Regions from separate parts of the Homo sapiens genome. Here region 1 is linked to region 2. The links are chromatin loops, found by intact Hi-C in ENCODE. Cell type or tissue: GM12878. All regions are shown on one strand. Links, peaks and the distances in the headings refer to the core of each region. The heading gives the core; the rest is flanking DNA. Region 1 overlaps SLC39A11 (solute carrier family 39 member 11). Region 2 overlaps SDK2 (sidekick cell adhesion molecule 2).

Region 1 (8,333 bases), core at 20-8,019, 390 kb before region 2:
TAAGAGAAAGACACAGACACTTCACAGAAAGGGAAATACAAACAGCTTTGAAACACGTGGAAAGATGCTAAGCTGACTAATAAGACAAAGCTGTAGGCCGGAGCAGTGGCACACATCTGTAATCCCAGCCACTTGGGAGGCCAAGGCAAGAGGATTGCTTGAGGCCAGGAGTTTGAGACCAGCCTGGGCAGCATGGTGAGACTCCATCTCTAAAATTTTTTTTTTTTTTTAAACAAAGAAGACTCCATGAAATACCATTTTTTACCTATTCCTATTAACAAAAAATCAAAAATTTTACTAAAACCCTATAGGGATGGGGTATGGATAAAGACATTCTCAAACATTGCTGGTAAAAGTATAAATCAGTATAAGCTCAAGGAAGGGCAACTTGAGAATTTCTGTAAAAGGGAAAATTCACAAATATCCACTGTATAATCCCACTTTCAGAAACTTAGTTTTATAGATATGTTCACATGGACTCAAATACAGACGGTAGCTACTTTCTATCTGATGTGGTCCAAACTGGTCATTAATAGGTTAATTTTAAACATGGAAAATGGGAAGAATCTCCCCCCAAAAGTAATTTTAATTTCAAGCAAATAAATGTGCATTCACTTGCAAATCTTATGATGTAAATCAGAGGCCTCTTTCGTCCATATCGGTCAACTGATAAAAGTTCTGTTTCGTCTATTTTGCAAAAACCTTGTTCGTAATACTTCATTTACAATCTTCAGATTTTGTTTCTTTAAAGTGGTGGAAAGACTTAAAGACACCTGGGGAGAAATCTGGAAATAGAATCTCCATTTTTCTAATTCGTTGCCAAGTCTTTTTTTTTTTTAACAGCTGTCTCTACTATGCCTTATTTGACAGAAATTTGGTGATTCAATGTTAGCAAATCTCTTCAAATCTGAACTTTCATTAAAATTACATAACATTTGATGAAATCAAATGATGGCAGCAAGTGCAGCTAAAATAAATAGTTGGATTAATGAACAACTGACTCAGGTTGCACTGACGACAGGGCTGCAAGTGTTTGGAGTATAATGGGCAGCAGAAACACAGAGTGTCTATTATCCATGCATCTCCATCCAGGCAAGGTCAACTCAGAGAACGTCTATTAAATATCCACCAGGATATTCACTGCATCACTGTTCCTAAGAGTAAAGGACATGAAACAATCAAAATGCCCCTCAACAGGGAACTGATTAGATAACTCACAGTACCTTCATTTGATGGAATAGTACCCAGGGTGTTTTTTGTTGTTGTTTTTTGTTTGTTTATTTGTTTTTGTTTTTTTTTTTGAGACCAAGTCTCACTCTGTAGCCCAGGCTGGGGTGCAGTGCCGCGATCTCAGCTCACTGCAGCCTCCACCTCCCAGGTTCAAGCGATTCTCCTGTCTCAGCCTCCTGAGGAGCTGGGATTACAGGCAAGCGCCACCACAACCAGCTAATTTTGTATTTTTAGTAGAGACGAGGTTTCACCATGTTGGCCAGGCTGGTCTCAAGCTCCTGACCTCAAGTGAACCACCTGCCTCGGCCTCCCGAAGTGCTGGGATTACAGGTATGAGCCACTGTGCCCAGCCTGTTGTTGTTGTTGTTTGCTTTTGTTTTTAAATAAAGCAACATATATGGATGTGCTAAGATGGAACTCCTCTGTCCAAGATGTGGTGAAATCAGGCTATGGAACAGACTAATATATCTACACTTACATGCTTAGGGAGACAGAAAGCACCTCTGGAAAAATACAGAAAACAACCTGGTTACAAGTGGTCACCTCTGAGGAAATAAAATAAGTAACCAGAAGACAGAGGTGAGAGAAAGACTTTTCACCACAGATCCCTTTGTACCTTTTGAGTGATGGGCTGTGGGCAATTTTCTCTTTCAAATCAGAGCCAGGCTCTTCACCCAGACTCCATAAAGATGCCCAACGGTGAGAACGAAGTCGGAAGAAAAGAGGGGTTGCTGAGAGCTGGTGAGTTACTAAGGAAAAGGGAACCCTGGGATCTGCCCTCACCATCTGGGCAAGGCTCCAAGGGAAGTGGGGATCTGTGAAATCCCCAGATGGATTTGGGAATCTAAGAGCAGGGGCCCTCTAGACCCCTTTCCTGAGTGCTGTTCAGGGGGGTGGCAAGCTCCAGAGAAGTGCCAGCAGAGGGGTAACCAGGCAGAGAGGACCTGGGTAGCCTCAGGTTTCTCATGGCTCAGAGTGGGGCTGGAATCGTGGAGTGATTCTGGGAGCCTCAGAGCCACATTGAAATAGAGAAACAGGAGGCAGGCCCATCGAATTGCCACTATCAGCAGCAAAAAAACCCAGCTCTTGCCCCTGTTCTTCCCCCATGAAGCAGAACGGCCTTGAAAGCTGCTTGTAGCATTGCATTGCACAGAGCATGGGCAGAACAAACTCAGCCACCCCAGGATGGGCACAGAAGTAGCCATGAGACCTGAAGGGGCTTGGTCAAACCCGGCCCACAGTCTGTTTTTGTAAATAAAGCTTTATTGGAACTCAGACATTTAAAAAAAAAAAAAAAGAAAGAAAAGAAAAAGAAAATTCAAGAAATAAGATTCCTTTCCCTTGGGTGTTGTGGGATACATGTAAAGCCCAGGCACACTGAATCCACAGGCTTCCCAGGAGTTCGAGTTTTATTCAGCAAAGCAGCTGTTCTCAAAGTGGGGTCCCCAAGGCCAGCAGCATCAGCAACACCCAGGAACTTGTTAGCAAGGCAAGTTATCAGGCCCCATTCCAGGCCTCTGGTGGGCCCAGCAACCCGTGTTTCCGCAAGACCTCCAGGGGATTCTCATGCACTCTCAAATGTGAGAATCACCGCAGTGAAGCAACGCCTTTTACAGGGGCTGAGAAAGGTGAAGTCTCACCGCATCTGGTTACCATTCCTGTGTGCCACAAAGTATTTTATCAGGCTCTGAGTCATCTGACATTTCCTTCTGGAAGCAGAATGTTAAATGAATAAGGAGGAAGGCCATTTGTTTATCTGAAACATAACAATATCCCAAATCTATTTCATTTACTTCTAAAGCTAATGATTCTGCAATCCAATAACTCTAGAGAATTGCACACAGCAGCAATAACCCTCTTATGGAATCAATTTTCTCTGGTTAGGAACAAAGAATTCTCCCCTCCAAAAATCCAACCTGCATTGATTAGTTCATCAGAGCACACTAGGAGGCCCAGCCGGGCTAGAGGCAGGGCAAACACAGTAAGTTGTCTGGGGCCACACCTCCCTAGGAATGTGCACACTCCACGTGGCTGACGCCACTCCACAAGGCACCAGGTACAAGGCAATGATCTGCTCATGCTTAAGTGGCCTGGGAGGGACATACAGGGGGGAAAGGACAGAAAGAGCTAGCTGAGTGAGGGCCACGCAGACAGCGCCCACAGAAGGAGGAACATGTCACAGAGTCGCTCTCTGAATTTTTGCCCACAACTTTGCTGACGGGACTAGCCAGCTATATCTGACCCTATCAGGTATTACCCACTTGTGACATTCATTTCCATGCAAACCTTCTTTATTTGCATGGGGCCTGCCTTTTTTTTTTTTTTTTTTTTTTTGAGACAGAGTCTCACTCTCTCACCTAGGCTGGAGTGCAGGGGCGCCATCTCGGCTCACTGCAACCTCCACCTCCCAGGTTCAAGCAATTCTCCTGCCTCAGCCTCCCGAGTAGCTGGGACTACAGGCATGCACCACAACACCGAGCTAATTTTGGTATTTTTAGGAGAGACAGGGTTTCGCCATGTTGGCCAGGCTGGTCTCGAACTCCTGACCTCAGGTGATCCACCCACCTCAAACTCCCAAAGTGCTGGGATTACAGGCATGAGCCACCGCATCTGGCCAGGCCTAACTTTTTATTACTGTCTTTTATTTATTAATCTTCCTGCAATCGATGCCCTATCTCCCTGTGATGGGTTGAACTGCATTCCTGCAAAAGATGTTGTCTATAAATGTGACCTTTTTTGCAAACAGGGTCTTTGTAAATGATCGAGGTAAGATAAGGTCATTAGGGCAGGTCCCAATTCAATATGATTTTTTCCTTATAAAAAGGAGAAATTTGGACACAGAGACAGGCACACAAGGAAAATACTACGGGAAGACTGGAGTTATGCTACTAGAAGCCAAGGAACCACCAAAAGCTAGGAGAGGGGCTTGGAGCTCATCCTTCCCTGGAGCCTTGAGGAGGCACATGGCCCTGCTGACATCTTGAGGTCAGAATCTTAGAACTACTTTCCAGAAAGTTCTAGCCTCTAGAACTGAGACAATAAATGTCTGTTGTTTAAGCTATTCAAATTGTGATATATTGTTCCCACAGCCCTAGGAAACCAGTTCACTCCCCAGTAAGACTCCAGGGTCCCCCAGAAGCCTGACGGCTGTGGAGCTAGCTTTGAAAGCCAGGACACCCTAGTCACAACACAACCACTAGGGGGAGATGTTGAGGTGATGCAAACCACGGCTGGGGAGCTGGACAAACTGGTGGTTGCCAAGCCTGGCCATGCAGACAAAGCCCCGGTGAAGCTTTTTAGAAATACAGACGTCTAAGCTCCACCCAAAGCCTCCTAAATCAGAACATCAGAAAGTCGAGTGTGACGCGCCACCTGCCAGGCACTGGCCCACAGACCCTCCAAGGACCCTTCCAACTGTGAGGTCCCATTACTGCCACACTGCTGCACCCTCCACCCCCAGCTAGCCCGAGGGGGCTCCATGGATCAGGAGCATCAGCCACCTTGACAGCTTGGGAGACACATACAGTCTTGGGCCCCAACCCAGACCTGCCAAATCATCATCTGCATTTTAACAGGCTCCCGGGGTGAACCGTGCACACATTCAGGTGTGAGAAGCACTTGTAGATTGGATATAAGACATAATCACAGGCCGGGCATGGTGGCTCATGCCTGTAATCCAAGCACTTTGGGAGGCTGAGGCAGGCAGATTACTTGAGGTCAGGAGTTCAAGACCAGCCTCGCCAACATGAGGGATGAACTGGTTACTGTCTTCAACTACAATGACTAGTTTTTTATACCAGAAGGGAAAGAATAAAAGCACAGGGTATTGTCCAATAAACCACAAAGCTCTGACATAGTATGGATGTGTGTTCCCTCCAAATCTCATGTTGAAATGTGAGCCCCAGTGCTGGAGGAGGGCCTGGTAGGAGGGGTTTGGGTCACGGGAGCAGATCCCTCATGAATGGTTTGTTGCCCTCCCCACAGTAATGTGCGAGTTCTCACTCTGTTGGTTCAGGAGAGCACTGGTTGTTTGAAAGATCCTGCTAGTTCTTTTGCTCCTTCGCTTGTCACGTCACACATCTGTTCCCCCTTCACCATCTGCCATGATTGGAAGCTTCTTGAGGCCCTCCCCAGAAGCAGATGCTGGCACTATGCTTCTTATACAGTCTGCAGAACTGAGAGCCAAATAAACCTATTGTCTGTAAATTACCCAGCCTCAGGTATTCCTTTATGGCAACACTTAATGGACTAAGACACTCCACAAGGACCTGAAGTTTGTCTCTTATTAGGTAATCACCAAATGTACTTGTGTAAAGTGTATCCAGTTTGAGTGAATGGGGCACTTAGCATACAGTTCCTGGATTTGTGACAGAAATAAGATGGAATGAACAATTAATCCCACAATCTACTAAAGAAATCAGTAAGAGGTACCCTGACACTCCCATGGCAAATTCAGAAATGTTAAAATATGCTCCCCATTCCCCAAAAAGGGGACTGAATGGGCTATTAGGGGAACAGATGGCTTGCACTAGAATTCTTTAGCAATCTCTGGAAAATAAGAAATGTTTTTTTCCTTGCCTAAAGACAAAGTCCTGAATCAGAATACCCCTTCCTCTTCCACACCAAGTCTTTCTCCACTCCAAAACTTCATGACACTTACAGAGAAAGGTGAAGCCCCAACGGTTGTTTTGGGAACAATCTCCCTCATCCACTCACCCATCCAAAAATGACACCACTTAAAAAAACAAACAGCCGGTGGGGGCTACTTCTTCCCATGTTCTCGTCCTGAATCGTAAAAGAGCAAAGCCTACTTTCCATTATTACTCTTGGCATGAATGGTTTAAAAAGAGCATCTATAAACCAGAAAAGAGAGCCACGTAAAAGTCAGCTCTCTTTTTTATTATTTTTGTGAGTACATAGGTGTGTATATTTATGGGGTCCATGAGATGTTTTGACACAGCCATGCAGTGTGAAATAAGCACATCATGGAGAATGCGACATCCATCCCCTCAAGCTTTTACCCTTTGAATTACAAACAATCCAATTACACTCTTTATTTTAAAGTGTACAATTAGGCTGGGCACAGTGGCTCACGCCTGTAATCCCAACACTTTGGGGGGCCAAGGCGGGAAGATCACCTGAGGCCAGGAGTTCAAAACCAGTCCGGCCAACATGGTGAAATCCCGTCTCTGCTAAAAACACACACACACACAAATTGGCCGGGTGCGGTGGTACATGCCTGCAATCCCAGCTACTTTGGAGGCTGAGGCATGAGAATTGCTTGAACCTGAGAGGCAGAGGCTGCAGTCAGACAAGATCACACCACTGCACTCCAGTCTAGGTGACAGAGCGAGAACTTGTCTCAAACAAAACAAAACAAAACAAAACAAATGTACAATTAAGTTATTACTGACTCTAGTCACCCTACTGTGCTATCAAATAGTAGGTCTTACTCATTCTTATTCCACTTTTTTTTTTACTTTTTCATGTTGCAAATCTGAAACTCGGTACCTTTTAAACAACAACTCCCCTTTTCTCAGTGCCCCTAGCCCTTGGCAACCGCAGTTCTACTTTCTGTTTCTATGAATTGTGTTACTTACTTATTTATTTATTTATTTATTTTTATTTTTGAGATGGAGTCTCACTCTGTTGCCCAGTCTGGAGTGCAGCGGCATGATCTCGGATCACTGCAACCTCCGCCTCCCAGGTTCAAGTGATCCTCCCACCTCAGCCTACTGAGTAGCTGGGATTACAGGCGTGAGCCACCACGCCCAGCTAATTTTTGTATTTTTAGTAGAGACAGGTTTGCTCTTTTTAAGATTACAATATGCAGGCAGAGCATGGTGGCTCACGCCTGTCATCCGAGCACTTTGGGAAGCCGAGGAGGGCACATCACTTGAGGTCAGGAGTTCGAGACCAGCCTGGCCACCACGATAAGACCTCATCTTCATCTCTACTAAAAAGATGAGGAAGTTCTAGAAATCTGCTTCACAACAATGTGAACGTATTTATTAACACTACTGAACTGTGCACGTAAAAATGGTTATGCTGGTCAGTTTTCTACTACGTGTCTTTCACCACAATAAAAAGAAAGATAAAAATAAAACAACAACAACAAAGAAAACAATTGTCCATCCTTACTCAATGCCAGAGGCTGCAGTCCCACAGCACAGCCAGATCTTGGCTGTATTTCACAGAGTTCTCCTGACTCTAGAATCATCCTTCCTTTAATTGTTTGATCCTTTTATTTGCAATGAAATGATTTTACCAAGATAACAGTACAAGTTTCTCTTACATTTCTTGGAGCTACTATCATCCCTTATAACATAACAGCGAGGGTATAAATATTCCATTACGTCAAATCATTTTGTTTATACTATCCCAGGATATGTCTTAAAGACATAGATTACCTTTAAATGATCTAGTCTTGTATCTGTTTTTGCCTTCTAATAGAATTTTTAAAGGGCATCTACCGTTCCAAGAAATTATCATTGTATTTGGGAAGTATGTTCATTTATAATGACAATTCTGTCATGCACCCTCACCTTCCATAGTTTATCAAGCTGGCTTTGAGTGAAGACTGTTTTTCTTATTCCACTGTTTCAAGATGTGGATTTTTGCATTTGTTAAGAGAAGGTGATAAACTCTCATCTTGAAAATGAAACAGATCATTACGTAAAGTCTCCACCAGTATTTGAGCCCTGGTATACCACTCTTCCAGTGATGGGCTTCACATACAGAAATTACGAAACTTATTTAGGGACATAACTGTCACCTAGGATAAAATGACTGCTCTCGTTAGAGGCTCTTCAGTAAATTTCTTTTGTCTTCATTATTTCAGTAATTTATTCTTTCGATGAGACGTCATCCTAAACTACACAGCCTAAAAATGGATAATGCTGCACGTAGTATCAGACTATTTGCAGATGATGCTGTAAGTGACTTACCCATCTTAGTACATGAAAGGCATAACATCAAAAATATTCCATCTCAAAAGCAAGCATTAGGCTGCAAAATTAATTAAACAAAAATTGGTGACATGCACTACCCTTAGGTCCTGCTTGGTCTTACAGTTAGAATGCTGACATTCAAACCGATGCAGA
Region 2 (8,333 bases), core at 155-8,154:
GCAGGATTCTCACCAGCGCCCTCTCCTCTGCACCCGCCACCCTTCAGCCTCCCGATCTCCCCTCCCTGCCTCTACTCTCTCCCCTCCACCAGGCCATCTTCTGCACAGCAGCCGGAGCACTTTTCTCTAAATGTAAACCAGACCCTGTTGCTCAACTGCTCAAGCCCTCCCATGGCTTCCCAGCATACTTTTTAAATTTTTTTATTTTTTAAGACAGATTATTGCTCTGTCACCCAGGCTGGAGTGCAGTGGTACAATCTCAGCTCACTGCAACCTCCACCTCCCAGGTTCAAGCGATTCTCCTGCCTCAGCCTCCTGAGTAGCTGGGATTGGAGAAGGGTGCACCACCATGCCCAGCTAATTTTTGTAGTTTTTTAAGTACAGATAGGGTTTCATCATGTTGGCCAGGCTGGTCTTGAACTCCTGACCTCAAATGATCCACCCACCTCGGCCTCCCAAAGTGCTGGGATTACAGGTGTGAGATACCATGTGTGGTCCATTGTACTTATAATTAATCCCAATCCCAATCCCCCAGCCTGAGCTCTCGCCCCATTTTCCTGCAAGCCACCTGGCTTTCTCTGCGTTCCCGGGTTCCTCTCCAGCCCCTAGGCCTTAGCACCTGCGGTTCCCTCTGCCTGGAGCCCCCAGCACCCTCTGCCACCTCCTGAGAGCATCTCATGGCTGGCCTCTTGTCTTTTTTTTTTTTGGGACAGAGTCTTACTCTGTCACCCAGGCTAGAGTGCAGCAGTAGCACAATCTCGGCTCACTGCAACCTCCACCTCCCGGGTTCAAGTGATTCTCCTGCCTCAGCCTCCCAAGTAGCTGGGATTACAGGCACGTACCACCATGCCTGGATAATTTTTTATATTTTTAGTAGAGACAGGGTGTCACCATGTTGGCCAGGCTGGTCTTAAACTCCTGACCTCAGGTGATCCACCTGCCTTGGCTTCCCAAAGTGCTGGGATTACAGGCGTGAGCCACCATGCCTGGCCCCTGCCGGCCTCTTCTCATTCAAATCTCACCTCCTCAGGGAGGGCTTTGTGGGTGAGCCTATCCAGAGCCATCCACCCACTCCTGCCTCACTCTTAGGTCACCTGTGCTGACCCCCGTCTGCATTTACTTCATCAACTTGCTTATGATCTGTCCCCCGCACTAGGGTGGGGACCTTGCTGGTCTCACTGTTGTGTCCCTAGCATCTAGCATGGCACGGGCTCATAAGACACTCAGTATTTGTGGAATGAACAAAGCCAGAGAGACAGAGGGAAGGCAGGTGGGAAGAAGGCAGGGAGCAGAAGTAGGCTGGCTGGGAGGGGCTGGGGGTGCTGACTGTCCGTCTGCAAGGCGGGGCAAACGGTGGGGAGGACAGGGATGAGGTGTGGGGGTTTCTCAAGGCTTTATGGGGACAGCTTCTCTTTTCTGAGAATGGGCTCTCCCACTTGGGAGGGTGTCTCTGGGGACCTGGGTACCACGACCAGATCCTCAGGCGGATAAGGCAGCTGCCCCCATGCCTGCCAAGAGCCCGGATGCCAGGTAGGTCCTCTTGCAACCCCCCGTGGCCGACCTACCCCTCCCCTCCTCAGGGCCCCCTCTCCCACCTGCTTGCTGGGTCTGGCCTTGGGTGGGGGTGCTCCGAGGCCCATCCCCAGCGGCGTTGAAGGCGGCCACGCTGACCATGTAGGCCGTGTAGCCAGTCAAGTTCTTGAGCTTCACGCTGTTCTCAGCCAGGAAAAGCGTCTTCACTCGCTCTGTGAGGTTCCCCCGCTGGGCTTCCCAGAAATAAATCTGTGGGAACAGAAGGATGTGGGAGTGAGGGGGACAGGGGCAATGAGAGTCCCTCCTGTCCCTGCTGACCTGTAGTCTCAGAGACACCTTCATTGCTGTGAGTCACCTGGGAAACAGCGGAGAAGTCTTTAAGAGGCCGGGTGCGGTGGCTCACACCTGTAATCCCAGCACTTTGGGAGGCAGAGGTGGGTGGATCACTTGAGGCCAGGAGTTCAAGACTAGCCTGGCCAACATGGTGAATCCCCGTTTCTACTGGAAATACAAAAAAATCAGCCGGGCATGGTGGCAAGTGCCTGTAGTCCCAGCTACTCTGGAGGCTGAGGCAGGAAAATCACTTGAACCTGGGAGGTGGAGGTTGCAGTGAGCTGAGATCACGCCACTGTACTCCAGCCTGGGTGACAGAGCAAGACTCCATCTCAAAAAAAAAAAAAAAGAATTTAAGAACTGTTTTAGAAACCTTTCTGGAACCTTCCTTTTCACAGCCAAGACCCTGGTCTCTGCCAGACAGTAAACTCCAGGGCATGGCCCCCAAGTGTCTGTGTTTCCCGCCATGCCTGGAGGATTTACCATAGCGCTGGCACATCAGCACTTAGTACAGTTCCTGGAGGAATAAAGCAAATCCGTCCTACGGGAGGCTGAGCTGGGGAGATAAGGCAGTGTGGAGTCTATCCAGACAGAGTGTGGTGCAAGTGCTGGTGGCCTCATGTCACCTGGGAGCTGGTGAGGGATGCAGAGTCTCAGGGCCACCCCGGGCCCGCTGCACCAGCAGCTGCTGGTTAACAGGAACAAGGCCCGCTGCAGAGGAAGGCCTCGGCCAAGACGGCGGGCAGCGGGAGGCTGAATCCCAGCTGCACCGCATACAGCAGCGGGACCTGGCCAGCTGACTTCCCAGAGCTGCAGTTTTGTCGTACATTCAGTGAGGTTAAGGACACGTACTTCCTGGGGTCCGTGTGAGGGGTGCAGGTTCTAAGGGTTTCACCCAGGTACTTGGCCAGTTTCCTAAGGAACCCCGTGGCTGCAGAAGGCTTTAGGCCAGGAACACAACAGATGCTCCCTGGTGTTTTCTCTTCCTTTCTGTTTTTTGAGATGGAGTCTCGCACTGTCACACAGGCTGGAGTGCTGTGGTGCGATCTTGCTCCGCCTCACGGGTTCACGCCATTCTCCTGCCTCAGCCTCCCGAGTAGCTGGGACACAGGCACCCGCCACCACGCCCGGCTAATTTTTGGATTTTTAGTAGAGACGGGATTTCACCGTGTTAGCCAGGATGGTCTAGATCTCCTGACCTTGTGATCCGCCCGCCTCGGCCTCCCAAAGTGCTGGGGTTACAGGCGCGAACCACCAAGCCCAGCCATTGTTTTCAATCATTTCCTCTGTAGCACAGGTTAACACTTCTGCTAGTTCCAGGACTGAGGCCATCCAGATAGCGGCCAGCTGGGCCCAGCCACGTGCAAAATTGGAGGTCATTTGGCGCCCCCTGCTGGCCAATGAGGTTTCTGCATGTCACCGGCTTTTCAATTTCTCATTTCCCTGGAGGAAGCCCATAAAGTGAGAAAGAGCTAATAAAAGTGTCCCCACTGGCATGTATGGGTGGCAGTTAGGACATCTTGTTACCATGAAATCCTTGCTTTTCTCCAATCCCTCTCCCCCTTTATTATTATTTTTTTATTTGAGACAGGCCTCACTCTGTTGCCCAGGCTGGAGTGCAGTGGCACGATCACAGCTCACTGCAGCCTCAACCACCTGGGCTCAAGCCATCCTCCCACCTCAGCCTCCTGAGTGGCCAGGACTACAGGTGTGCACCACCACACCCAGCTAAGTTTTTAATTTTTTGTAGAGACGGGGTCTTGCCATGTTTCCCAGGCTGGTCTTGAACTCCTGGGCTCAAGCGATCCAACCACCTTGGCTTCCCAAAGTGCTGAGATTACAGGTGTGAGCCACTGTGCCCGGCCCTCTCTCCCATTTTATTTTATTTTATTTTATTTCAAGACAGGGTCTCATTTTGTCACGCAGACTGGGGTGCAGTGGCATGATCTTGGCTCACTGTAACCTTGACCTCCAGGTTCAAGCAATCCTCCCGCCTCAGCCCCCCAGGTAGCTCTGACTACATGAGTGCTACCACACCTGGCTATTTCTTTCGTAGAGATGGGGATTTCTTTTGTAGTGATTTCTTTTTTAGAAAGGGGGAGAGGGCCGGGTGCAGCGGCTCACACCTGTAATCCTAGCACTTGGGAAGCTGAGAGAGGGGAATCGCCTGTGCCCATGAGTTCAAGACCAGCCTGGGCAACATGGCAAGACCCCTGTCTCTACTAAAAACACAAAAATTAGCCAGGAGTGGTGGTGTGCACCTGCAGTTCCAGCTACTTGGGAGGCTGAGGCAGGAGGATGGCTGGAACCCGGGAGGTGAAGGTTGCAGTGAGCTGAGATCACACCACTGCACTCCAGCCTGGGCAACAGAACAAGACTCCATCTCTAAAATAACATAAAAATAACGAAAAGCAGATTCTTCTCATATGGATAGATGAATGAAAGCAGAGGCAGTCATGTATGAAATCATTCATTCACTCATGCATTCATACTAATGGGGGTACAACAGTTAACAAAGTTCCTGTTGGATTTGGAAAGGTCATGGCTGATGCTAAAAGTTTGCCATTATTAGCACACAGGTGGTCTTCCGTGAGTGCACACTGGGAGAATGAATGGATTCTCTTAGGTAGAGAAGAGGGCTGTGGATTGATCCCTGGGGGCCTCCAGCATTCAGTGGTTGGTGGGGAGGAAGAGCTAGCGAGGGAAGCTGAGGAAAGCAAGCATTTTGAGAGGAAGGAGAGATCCATGTGTCAAACACAGCTGCTGAGTCAGGCAGGATAAGCCTGTGGTTTGACTCGATATGAGCAACATGGGAATTATTAACAACTTTGGCAGGAAGAGCTTCGGTGGGGTGGCGGGGATGAGAACCTATTTGGAGCGAGTTCAAGGGAGAAAGAGAGCAGAGGAATCGGAGGGAGTGAGTACAGAAGATTCTTTTGAGGAATTCTGCTGTAAAGGGGCCAAAGAAATGGGTGACAACTGGAAGAAAATGTGAGGTCAGGCCAGGTGCGGTGGCTCACACCTGTAATCCCAGCACTTTGGAAGGCTGAGGCAGGTGGATCACCTGAGGTCAGGAGTTTGAGACCAGCCTGGCCAACATGGCGAAACTCTATCTCTACTAAAAATACAAAAATTAGCCGGGCATGGTGGCGGATGCCTGTAATCCCAGCTACTCAGGAGGCTGAGGCAGGAGAATCACTTGAACCCGAGAGGTGGAGGCTGCAGTGAGCTGAGATAGCACCACTGCACTCCAGCCTGGGCAACGGAGCGAGAGTCCGTTAAAAAAAAAAAAAAGTGAGGTCAGGAAAAGGCATAAAAAGAGGAAACATATCTCAGAATGCTTTTCTGCCCTGCCCGTGGGAGCTATCCACTGGGGAGGTGGAGGAGAGGAAGGGCCAATGGCTGCAGTCATGCTCTTGGGTGAGGAGTGGGTCGGGGCCTAGAACCCAGGGACAGCTGTCTTCACAAACCAGGCACTCCGGCAGGTGCATCTTGTTTGTGAGCGCTGCATTCTGCGGACCTTTGTTAGCTGATGATTCACAGTGAGAGGGACTGACACGCGTGCAAAGGACATAAAGGGACTGAGCCCAGATCCTGGTTCCCATGGGGCACACTGCTGAGCTGCATGGGGCACATTGATGGGTAACCAGGAGTCTGCCAGAATGCAGGCTCCAGCGGGCAGGCATCTCGGTCCATGTGGCCCCCTTGGGACCCAAACACCTAGAATCATGGCTGGCACATCCATGGTCCTCAATCAATATCTGCTGGATGAATAAATGCCTTATGTGGACAGGGGCAAGCATGGGAGTGCACCATTATAATCACGAACCTGCCATTTACTATGCCCAATTCTCTGCCCTTTCATTTCTTTTTTCAGCTTTATTGAGGTATAATTGACAATCTAAGATCTATATATAGCCGGGCATGGTGGTGGGTGCCTGTAATCCCAGCTACTCGGGAGGCTGAGACAGGACAATCCCTTGAACCTAGGAGGCAGAGGTTGCAGTGAGTGGAGATCACACCACTGCACTCCAGCCTGGGTGACAGAGTGAGACTCTGTCTCGAAAAAAACAAACAAACAAAAAAATCAAAAAACAAAAAAACCCCAAAAAACTGTATGTGTTTAAGGTATACAACATGGTGTTCTGATATACACATGCATTATGAAATGATTACCACAATCAAGCTAATTAACATGTTCATCATCTTTTTGTGGTGAGAACCTTCTGAGCAAATTTCAAGTGTACAATACGGTATCATTAACTATCATCACCATGTTGTACATTAGATCTAGATCGTATTCAGCCTGCTTCACCGAAACGCTGTATCCTGGGACCTTCTCCCTATTTCCCTCACTCCCTCAGCCTCTGGCAACCGCTGTTCTACTCTCTGTTCCTATGAGTTTGATTATTTTAGATTCCACATATACGCGAGGTCATGCAGTATTTGTCTTTCTGTGCTTGGTACATTTCATTTGGCATAATATCCTGCAGGTTCATCCGTGTTGTTGCAAACAGCAGGATTTCCTTCAAGGCTGGATGGTATTCCACTGTGTATAAACCACATTTTCTTCATTCATTCATCCATTCACAGACACTCAGGCTATTTCCACATCTTGGCTACTGTGAATGATGCTGAAATTAACATGGGCCTGCAGATAGCTCTTCAAGAGCCTCATTTCAATTCCTTTGGATAAATACCCAGTAGTGGGATTGCTGGATCATTGGAGTTCTATTTTTAATTTTCTGCGGAACTTCCATACCGTTATCCATAATGGCTGTACTGATATACGTTCCCACCAACAGCGTGCAAAGGTTCCCTTTTCCCCATACGCTTACCACCACTTATCTCTAGACTTTTTGATAACAGCCATCCTTGCAGGTGTGATGGGATATCTCACTGTGGTTTTGATTTGCATTTCCCTGATGCTGAGCGATGTTGAACACCTTCTTAGATACCTGTTGACCATTTATATATCTTCTTTTTTCTTTTTTTTTGAGTTGGAGTCTTGCTCTGTCACCCAGGCTAGACTGCAGTGGCATGATATGGGTTCACTGCAACCTCCACCTCCTGGGTTCAAGCGATTCTCCTGCCTCAGCCAGGTGCCTGCCGCCATGGCCAGCTAATTTTTGTATTTTTAGTAGAGACGGGGTTTCACCATGTTGGCCAGGCTGGTCTCGAACTACTGACCTCAGGTGATCTGCCTACCTTGGCTTCCCAAAGTGCTGGGATTACAGGCATGAGCCACCGTGCCCAGCCTATGTATCTTCTTTTGAGAAATGTCCATTTGGGTCCTTTGCCCCATTTTCTTTCACTTTTGTTGTATGAGTTCCTTACATATTTTGGCTACTAACCCCTGGTCATATGTATGGTTTGCAAATATTTCTCCCATTCCAGAGGTTCTCCCTCCTTCTGGAAGCATGTTCTTCCCATGAGCTCTGAGACATCACTCAGTTTTTGGTTTCAGGGCTCAATTTGTAGACTTCTTTTGTTCTTTATCTTTCCTTGTCTAATCTCTAGCTTTCAGTACCATCTATATGCCGAGGACTCTATAATTCACATCTCTGGTTTGATCCTTCTCTCTTGAACTCCAGACATGCATCTCTGACTCTGTTCTGTCTCCCCTCGAATGTCCAACAGACGTCTCAAACCAAACACATCTGGAACCAGACTCCAGATTTCCCTAGCCTCCTCCTTCACCAGCTTTGTCTTTTCCTGCTCCATCATCCTGTGGACCCTGGGGCTGTCCTTGTTGCCTCCCTTTTCTCCCATTCCATGTTCGATTTGTCGGTAATTTTTTTTTTTTTTGAGATGGGGTCTCGCTCTGTTGCCCAGGCTGGAGTACAGTGGCGTGATCTTGGTGCACTGCAACCTCTGCCTTCTGGGTTCAAGGGATTCTTTTGCCTCAGCCTCCCCAGTAGCTGGAATTACAAGCATGCGCTACCATACCCAGCTAATTTTTGTATTTTTAGTAGAGATGCGGTTTCGTCATGTTGGCCAGGCTGGTCTCGAACTCCTGACCTCAAGTGATCTGCCCGCCTTGGGCTCCCAAAGTGCTGGGATTACAGGTGTGAGCCACTGTGCCCAGCCTGATTTGTTAGCAAATTCTACCAGCTCTGCTGTTGGGACTAACTGAGAGTGGCCACTTCTCACTCTGCTCTCACCTGATCTGAGCCCCCTTCATGGCCCACCCGGATAGTTCAGATGCCTCCCCATAGCTTCTGGGCTTTCCCCATTTCAGACTCTGCTCAGCACAGCAGCCAGCGGGACCCTCTGAAGGTCCCAGTCCTCCACTCAGAGGACTTCACTCAAGAGTGACAGCCAAAGCCCCGAAGGACCCCAGGTGCTCCAGCCCCGGCTTTCCCATCTCCCATTGCGCTCCCTGGAACTCACTCTGGGGACACACAAGGCTCTCCGTATACCCCAAGTACCTGTCTACCCTGAGACCTTTGCTCTTTTTTCCTCTC

What was found. Hi-C counts contacts between places; a loop is a spot of excess contacts. Peaks named below come from ENCODE experiments on the same cell type or tissue, not always from the same donor. Only the 100,000 strongest peaks of a DNase experiment are listed, where the experiment ranks them.
Region 1: a loop joins it to region 2, with 5 times the contacts of the local background. A loop is called at or near these places in 6 of 110 quality-filtered maps.

What each region holds. Positions count from the first base shown.
Region 1 is chr17:72,981,867-72,990,199 of GRCh38, forward strand. The region is part of intron 4 of SLC39A11 (solute carrier family 39 member 11); the gene reads right to left. Among named protein-coding and RNA genes, the nearest start is that of SLC39A11, 110 kb to the right of the region's middle. RefSeq lists a silencer at 4,402-4,451. In GM12878, for the core only: a CTCF peak has its summit at 4,430 (motif pointing right); a DNase peak (open chromatin) is centred at 4,445.
Region 2 is chr17:73,366,812-73,375,144 of GRCh38, forward strand. It overlaps SDK2 (sidekick cell adhesion molecule 2), which reads right to left. Exons shown (of 45, transcript NM_001144952.2): 37 at 1,596-1,782. Among named protein-coding and RNA genes, the nearest start is that of CDC42EP4, 59 kb to the left of the region's middle. In GM12878, for the core only: a CTCF peak has its summit at 3,255 (motif pointing left); a DNase peak (open chromatin) is centred at 3,266.